Regions from separate parts of the Homo sapiens genome. Here region 2 is linked to region 1. A link is a contact called in ENCODE Hi-C or POLR2A ChIA-PET data. All regions are on one chromosome and are shown on one strand. Each heading gives the region's core, a stretch centred on a gene start or an enhancer-like site at or near the end of the contact. The rest is flanking DNA. Distances are from core to core; before and after follow the strand shown. Region 1 overlaps ZNF831 (zinc finger protein 831). Region 2 has its middle 100 kb from the start of EDN3.

Region 1 (4,317 bases), core at 1,118-3,617:
AGTGGGCAGGTGGGTGGGTAGGACGATATAGTCATTGAAGGAGAAGGTTGAAATATGGGCATTTTAAAGATAAATATGTGTTTATGTTAAAAGTTGAGAGAGAGAAAAGAGGAGAGGGAGGGAGAGAAACTCTCATACCTTCAATCCCACACCTGAAATGGGGACGGTTCTGCTTTTGAAAGACTTTCTGAAAACCGTTCTCATATTTGAGTTGGAAGACCCCCTTCTCAGCAGAGGGCCACAAATGAATCCTGAGTTTTGTTCTGGAATTTTCCTATGCAACGTGCTGGAACCAGTAGCCAAATAGAATCAGTGGATGAGGCAGGAAGAAAAATGAGGATCTCAGGGATGGAACTCAACAGGCTACAAATGGGACACAAAAGGCAAGACTCACTCTCAACAAAATCACGGAGGCACCAGGTGCGCCTTGCGGGGTCTGTTTCCCCGACACCCACCTGCTGCCTGGTCTTCACAAGGGGCCAGGCCCTTTTGGTTTGGAGGCAGATGAGCCTGTAGGATTAATTCTAACTAAGGTGTGAGTGGAACCTAGGGGAGAAGTAACTTTAGGGGCTACAGAGAGAAACCTTCAGTGACACTGACTCATAATGGGAAGGTGATTCTCCTCTCAACTCCCTCTCCAGCCTCTTGATCATGCCATGGAGAAAGTCTTGTTTTGATTCCATCTTTAACACTTGCCTAAACCCCTTCCTAACCTCCCTTTTAATCAGAGAGAAAGAGGTTAGGTCTCAACATCTAGCTAGAATTTGAGAACACAATTCTGTTTTTATTGTTTTTTTTAAAGAAGAATCTGCTCCTTCTGATGCCAGACACTCCAAAGTCTCCTCAACCACCTTACTCCATTAACCTTGGAAAGCCTAACGTTTCCCTTTCTCTCTCAGCCTCCTTTGAGGCCAAGGCTGGTACAGGATAAATAATTTTGCTTTCTGGATTTAGAGGAATTGGTTTGAGTCTTGACTTTTACTAGTTCTTTGGGCAAAATTTGTTCCTTCTCATTGTCTCAGGTCCTCATCTGTAGAATGGGGCTGGAGTTTCTGAGTCCATAATTCATTTAATCTGGTGCCCAAGAACCCCATGAAGCCTGTCCAGGAATACCTGACTCATTTGCCCTTGAGATTGAGGAGAGGCTCAAGTTACATGAGACAGTGACTGTGAAAGTGCTGTGTGAACTACAAAGGACTTTACAGTGTGTGGTTATCATGGCTGGGAGGTGGCAGGGGTGAGCATACACTGAATTTTCCCCCCAGGTCTGGACAAGACGTCTTCAAGCCAAAGGAGGGAGGCAGTGAATGGTGCAGGTCCATACTTTCCCCAGCAGGGAGCTCGTAGGGATTCGGGAGTACATTCTGGGCCCTTGAGTTTGTGCTACATGCATGCCTATGGTGCTCTTCCTGCCGGGGTGAGACTTGCCCTCCAGGTTGAGAAAATGACGAAACTGGAATAATCCTCCAAGCTCCAACTCGTCCCAGAGGCCTCCCTGGCAATACTGTGCTCTTGTAGGGACCCCATCGTCCTCTAGGTAAATAGTTCACACTGGCCCTCACCCCACTGCTGGCTGCTGGCAGGGAGCATGGGGAATCTGCTCCAAAAACAACCATTGCTTCCTGCAGTAGCATTTTGAGAGTTTCCTCCAAATGTTTTTCCTCATCTAATTTTCAGTATGGCCCCGTGGGGTCAGGAGGTGATGTGTGGCCAGCCCTGTCCTAATTAGGAGTCTTGCCCAAGTTCATACGTTGAGGAAAAGAAATGCAAGCTCAGTTCCAAGGTTTTTCCCTTGCTAAAACTCTTAAAATTTTGGCTTGCTTATTTCCTTAACTTCCAAAGGACATGAACAAGTGATTTTTGTACCACCCTCCACATAGACATTAGCGATCATTTTCAGTCATTTTCAGCTTTCCGGTTTTGCTAGGAGGCACCTGGCGTGCCGGGAACGGACAAAAGCCATTTTTCTAAGTACTAGCGTTTGAAATTATTAAGTGTTCGTTAAGCACCCCCGGGTGCAAAGCACTCTCAGAGATGTTTATTTCTCAATTTTCCATAATTTCCTTATTTTTTTTCCCCTACCTAAAGGCAGATTGAAAAATGAACTCAGTGCATTGGAGTCTGAATCATAGTTAATGTGCGACGCCCCCTCCCTTAACTGCGCTGTTTTCTTTCTGCCTCCTCCTGTCTCCCAGCTTATCAATCTGATAAAGTTCTTTTTAACCCCTACTCAGGGGCTGTAACTTTTGCTTTATTCCCACGGGCATGGCAGGAAGCGATCAACGCAGAGCCCCGAACCCCACTCGCCCCACGGGCTGGGCTGAGCTGGGCTGGGGGTCGAGCTCAGCGAAGCCTCGGGAAGGCTGCAGGGTGCCCGGGCGGGCGGCGGGGTGGGTGCGGACCCCTGGCTGGGCGCTCCCGAGACCCCCCTACCCTGGTGGGTGGGCGCCCGGGGGCCTGGAGAGCCGCCTAGCCACGTGGATGCTTCTGGAAGAACACAAAGCCCGGGCCCCCTCCGCCCCCGCCGGCGCCAAGCCTCAATCTTGCAGGAGCAGAGAAGAAAGGCTCTGTTTTTCTCTCTCTCTTTTTTTTTTTTTGTGTGACAACAACCTCACATAACCTCAAAAGTTACCCATGAATTTACCAAAACTTTTTATGAAACTATTTTAACCTCTGGTGGGGGTTAAAAAACAAGCCTTGTGAATTTATTACCCGGAAGAAAGCGCAGAGGGCTGGGATTTACAGCAAAGCCGCCTTCCAAGCTCCGCGGGGGCCCCCTAGCGCCCATCGCGGGCACCGCCGAAGCCCGGCTCCCTCCTCGCTCCGCGGCGCAGCACGGCCTGGAGTCCGGTCTGGGAGGGAGGCGGGCGGACCCCAGACTCGTGCAATCAGGGGCACCTGCTCTGAACACCAGGGACCTGGCGGTACAAATTTATTTTATGTTCGTAGGGGTTTCCGTGGTAGAACCAAGGGAGCAGGCTGAAGCCGAAGGAAGGGAGAGCAGGGTTTTGATCCTAGTTCCTTGGCTTCTGCAAATCGGCTGGGACCCCCCGCTGAGCAAGCGACTGTCGTCACGGCCCCCGCACCAGACGACCCCAGCCTGTGGATGATGTTTCACTGCCCTCACATAAACGCCACCCAGAAATGCAAGAGTAAGAATGTTCACGAAGAGGGGAGGCAGGAGCCCCAGCTGATAACAGGAGGAGGCAGGAAGGGGGCCTTGGAGGAGGTCAGAGGGGGGACATTATTTCAGTTTCCCAGGACCAGGGTGAGAGATGGGGGTGAAAGAAGAAAAAGGACAAAACGAGGTGCCGAAGGCTCTATTGGGTGCTCTCTGTCCGCAGGGATGTAAAGCAGAATCCAGGATTCTGCCGCAAAATGCAGGCTCCCAATCGCTGCACGGTGACCAGGACTCCCGGACCCTTCGCTTGCCAAGTGTGTGCGATGGTTCCTTCCTCTCCAGCTTGCAGACACACTGGTTCTCTTTCAGAACTAGCCATGTTTTTTAAAAGCACATGGAAAAATGTTAATAAGCAAACGTTTTAACAGAGAGATGCAGGAGGAACGAGCCGGCAGCAGCCTCCCAGCAGAGGCAGCGGTGCTCCAGCGGCTACGGGAACGGGCCTCGGAGGAAAGCACTCGGGCTCGCTGCCGAGTTTCACCACCTGTAGTCATGTCATCCTAGGGACGTGTCTCAGCTCTTCTGTGCCTCGGTTTCCCCATCTGTAAAATGGGGGTGATAGTAACACTACACAAAATATATCTAGAATTTGAAAGAGTGCTTTGAATCATATAACCTTGGCTGTTGTGTGGTGAGGCCAGCTGGCTGGTATTCATCTAGCTCTACGGGGAAGGCAGAACCCAGATTTCACGTTAAATAAAATCTCTCAATTTTTACAGGGTGCTAATTTAAACACACATACACGCACGGACGTGCACTTGCACACATACCCCATCTGGGCCCAAATACAGTCAGCTAGTTTGAGACCTTTACTTCAAAGGCTGCCAGGAGGCCACGGGACAGGAGGGAGGAAGGAAGGAGTCATCTCTCCCTGTCATCCACCACCCCCACATCCAGGCCACTGGAGCCAAACACTGAAACCGGTGTGGCCAGCGCTCTTTTGGGGGTGGATGGATTACGGGGAAACACGTCCTTCTTTTCCGTTCCCCCTGGGAGAATATAGCAGGGCACCCACTTTGAGTACCCTCGCACCAGGAGGCCTTCAGAAGCCACCTTGGAAATGTGATGGTGCGTGGCGGGTGGGGGGACTTCCTCTTGTTCCTGGAGACCTGCTTCCCCTCCCAACAAGTGCGTGC
Region 2 (4,235 bases), core at 1,324-3,823, 180 kb after region 1:
CACACACACACACACACACACCTTTCTCCAATTCTCACTAAGGCTTCACCACCTAGAACATGATTTCTCAGTTCTTGGAATATTTTGTGTCTGTTTACGGGCAGAAAATGATCTGTCTCACTCAAATGTCTGTCCCTGAAGCTGCCCTCTACTCTCTCCCGCACCAGAGAAAAGCCCACTCACACTCGCCCGCCCTTTTCACACTGAGCAAAGTCTGTGTGTGTGCACCTGCACACACTCTCATGTACGTGGCCAAAAAAATGTCCGTTGGTTCATCTCTTTCTGCAAACAAATGTGTCTTTTTCTAGGTAGAAAAATCACACACACACACACACACACACACACACACACACACACACACACACGTGTTTCCCCTTCTCTCAATAACTTTGCACCACCTGAAAGGTCATTATCCAATTCTTGGCTCTTGAGAAATCCTTTATCTCCAGTTAGAAAATACTGTTGCTCCCTGAGAAATGTCTAAAGTGCTCTGTCACTAGGCTGAACAACCTGCCGTGCCCTCCCCTGCACACACACACACTCACACCAGTCAGCAGGCGCGCACACACTCACAACCAGAAGAGCACTGTGTGCACGTCAGTACACATCCTGTCAGCCTTTCCATGTCTGCGCACACACACACACACGCGCGTGCGTAGGCAGAAACCTTCCCCCTGCCCATCAAGTGTCACCACTTAAAAATCACTTCTTTTTCTTCTAATTCTCAGCTTATGAAAATCTGTGTGTGTGTGTCTCCAGACAGAAAATGATTTTTTTTCCTCCTAAATTGCTTCCTCCAGAGCACTTTCTCACTGGGAGAAATGATTCCCCTCCCCAAGAAAAACACTTTAGAGAAGACGATCACTCCCACTCTGACTTCCTTTTCATATTGGAAAATTGTGTGTGTGTGTGTGAGAAAAACTGTTCCCTTTTGGTCTGTTTTTTTTTTTTGCAAGCCAAAAAACCACGTATCTTTTTTTTCCAGGCAGAAAAACTACTGTCTGTTTTTCTGTCTATCTCTCTCTTATATACACAGATGTACACACATGTGCACACACACACACACACACGCAGAATGTCTTTGTTTTCTAAGTATTTACCATCTGAAATAACCAGCACTTTCCAATCCCCAGCCCTCAGAAAAATATGTTTCCAGGTAGAAAATATTCTCTGTCTCTCAGAAAAGTCTCTCTCTAAAGGTTTGTCACTGGGCAGAAATCTCTCTTTCTCTCTCACATACACACACACAACAAGAAGGAAAATGTGTGTTTGTGGTTGTGGTTGTGTGTTTGTTTTTGTGTGTGTGTGTTTGTGGGTACAAGCCGATGAAAGTCTCTCCATGTTGAGCTGCCTCCCTGCAAGCAAAAAAATACATGTTCTTTTTTTTCCAGAAAGAAAAAATACGCCAACACACACACACACACACACACACACACACACACACACACACAGACATGTGGCTCTTCTCTATGTACTACCTGAAAAACAAGCAAACAAACACTATTTCTGGGCTTGCAGAAAATTATGTGCTTGCTTGTTTCCAGGCAAATAACAATATTCTTAATCTTCACTCAGAAAAGTCACTTTTCAAAACTCACTGGGCAGAAATACATTCTTCCCTAAAAAATAACAACCTACTCTCACCGTCTTTCCACACTTAGAAAAGTGTGTGTGTGTGTTTGTGTGCACGTGTGTAGTGGGAAAAAAACCCTCACTTTGTTAGTCTATCTCTTCCTGCAGGCAGAAAAATATACGCATCTTTTTCTCTGCGGGAAAACATGTACGTGAGGTGCACTGGCACACACACACACACACACACACACACACAATCTCAGGCAGAATGTCTGTTTTCTCACTAAGTATGCACCACCTGAAATACCAACACTTTTGAAATTCTCGGCTCACAGAAATACATGTGTCTCCAGGCAGAAAATGTTCTTTTTCCCTCTCAGAAAAGTCTCTCTCTAAAGCTTTTCATCACCGGGCAACATAACTCCCCTCTCCCCAAGAAAGCACACACAAAATATGAAAAACACACGTTGGAAAAGAAGAAAACTCTGTGTGCATTCATAGGTGTGTGGTTATAAGCAAAAATGTCTCTCTGTGTGGATTTGTCTCCCTGTAAGCAGAAAAATACGTATGTGATTTTTCCAAGTGGGAACAAAATTCTTCTCTTTCTCTCACTGTCTTTCCCTCTCACTGTCTCCCCTCTCTCTCTCTCACACACACAGTACAGACACACACGCGCGCGCACACACACACACACACACACACACACACGTCTCTTCACCGGGCTCCCCTGCTAAGCAAATATGTCTCCCATTCTCTAGGGAAGTGTGTGTGCACCACTTGAAAAACACTATTTTGTAGCTTGCAGAAAATTATGTATACGTGTATGTTACAGGCAGAAAATGCCCTCCCTCTTTTTTTCTTTCTCTTCTTCTTTCTCTCTTTCCCTCTTGGAAACGTTTCCCCTGCCACAGCCAAGAAACACACACCACATTAGGAAAACATAAGTACCTGCTCACTCCCCAGGTAGCACATGTTACGGGTGTGTGCACACGGCCCTGCCTGTTGCTCTGTCTCTCCCCGCACACAGGAAAACACGTGCTTGTGTGTGCTTTCTCCAAGAAGAAAAATCAATCTTTCTCTCTCTCTGCCTCTGTCTCTCTCTCCCTCTGGTGGAAAAATCATAGTTTATTGCTTTTTCCCACCAGCAGAAATATCTCCTACCTTAACCCCTTACAGGGGCTGGGGACCTGCACGCACTCGCCCTGCAAATCTGAAAACCCGGCGCTCTCCCTCCTGCTCTTTAGAAAAAGGGGCATGGGTCACTGTCACCCATTTTCTTATCACGAGAAGAGAGTGCCTGTGTTATTCTCTCTTTAGCTAGGAGAGCTCTCTGTCTTTGTCACACGCACCCCCTTTCCATGTCTGAAAAGGGTGTTTGTGTCACTGTCTGGGCCCAATGTCACTGTCCATTTACTCTGCACCCTGGGCAGGCAGTGCCTTTCACTAGGAAAGAAGGAAGTTTCTCCCACTGCTCCGTCCCCAGGGTCCTCTCAGGGACCTTCCCCCTGTCCCCGCACCTAGTCCAGGTGGGAACCGGTCTCCCCTTGCAGGGAGGCGCTCTGTCTTCTCCCGGGCCTGGATACACAGGTGTCGCAGCAGGAGTTCAATGTACCCCGTGACGCCCTCGCGGCCAGACGCCCCTGCCCAGAAAGAGGGGACCCTCCACTTCACTGAACCCAGCCCGTGCCAGGCCCCCGAGGACACCGGGCCACAGTCTCCTAGGATGCTCCCAGGCCTGGAGCGGGGCAGGGTATCTCGGTGCCAGGCAAGTTGGTCCCCAACGAGCCACCCCAGCGGGGGTCCCTCCTCCAGTCCCCTGAATCCCTTGTCTCTGGGACCACGTCTCATCTAGGCTCAATCAGGGGCGATGACAACAACCATGACTTTGCCCCAGGAACCTGAGTGGGGGGCACGGGGCCCGAGGAAGAAGGGGCCAGCGGGCTGTTCCCCACGCTGCACCCCCACTCTGGCGCAGCGAAGTCTGCAGATCTCTGGGCCCCGGCGCTGCCGAAGCCTCCCCCACGCGCCGCGCTCACTCGCTGCACAACAGCGCCACCACGAGGCCGCGGGCGGAACTGCCGGCAGCACAGCGGTCGCACCCCCCGGGCCCCCCGCCGGCTGTGCGGATCCCGAATCCCTGCTTGGCTCGGAGCTGCCAGGTCTAAGCCGACCCTCAGAGACGCACGCCCCTGACCCACTGGGCAGCTGTGGTGTCTTTGTATACAATGTTCCCTTCCTTTCTCCTCTTCTCGTAGATGTTCAGATTCCAAGGGACTTTTCCAGAAGCTTCCAGAAAACTTTCCTTTTAGGGGCCCAAGAGACCTTGATTTCAGGGACACAGTGAACCCCACTTAGGACCCCAAGAAAAGGGACTTGTCTCCAATCTCCTGTCCTAGAATGTGCAGACTTAGGGGGCTCTCCTGTACTCCTGGGTCCCGCACATCTGTCCAGCCCCGCCTCGTTCACCAGAGGCAGCAGAGACAGGCTGAGCACACAGACGTGGGCTCAACTCTCTGCCCATCCACTCACTGTCTGGGGAACTTGAACAACTCACGTTGCCTTTCTGTGCCTCAGTTTCCCCATCTGGAACTGGTCTAAAAGAACACCCCCCGGTAGAGCTTCTGGGAAGATCACATGAAGTATGAAGCTTTGAGAGCTTTTGT

What was found. A loop is a pair of places that touch in the nucleus more often than their neighbours do. ChIA-PET counts read pairs that join two places held with the same protein, here RNA polymerase II (POLR2A). Pooled maps may share reads with other maps.
Region 2: a loop to region 1 is called in a map of thyroid gland, with 2.7 times the contacts of the local background. The contact joins two enhancer-like sites. A Hi-C loop is called at or near these places in 35 of 168 maps with a recorded cell type or tissue (A673, B cell, CD4-positive, alpha-beta T cell and 25 more), 13 of 37 single-sample maps with no recorded cell type and 34 of 50 pooled maps. POLR2A ChIA-PET finds 5 or more read pairs at or near these places in 3 of 52 experiments (CD4-positive, alpha-beta T cell, Caco-2 and activated CD8-positive, alpha-beta memory T cell).

The regions. Positions count from the first base shown.
Region 1 is chr20:59,219,909-59,224,225 of GRCh38, forward strand. All of the region lies in intron 4 of ZNF831 (zinc finger protein 831), which reads left to right. Among named protein-coding and RNA genes, the nearest start is that of ZNF831, 58 kb to the left of the region's middle. RefSeq lists a silencer at 2,684-2,753. Within about 2 kb of position 2,368, at least 11 of the 41 ENCODE cell types and tissues checked have a DNase peak (open chromatin) inside an H3K27ac peak, as active enhancers do; they include thyroid gland, where a contact is called at or near this core.
Region 2 is chr20:59,400,263-59,404,497 of GRCh38, forward strand. No RefSeq gene overlaps it. Among named protein-coding and RNA genes, the nearest start is that of EDN3, 100 kb to the left of the region's middle. RefSeq lists an enhancer at 4,173-4,235. Within about 2 kb of position 2,574, at least 3 of the 41 ENCODE cell types and tissues checked have a DNase peak (open chromatin) inside an H3K27ac peak, as active enhancers do; they include thyroid gland, where a contact is called at or near this core.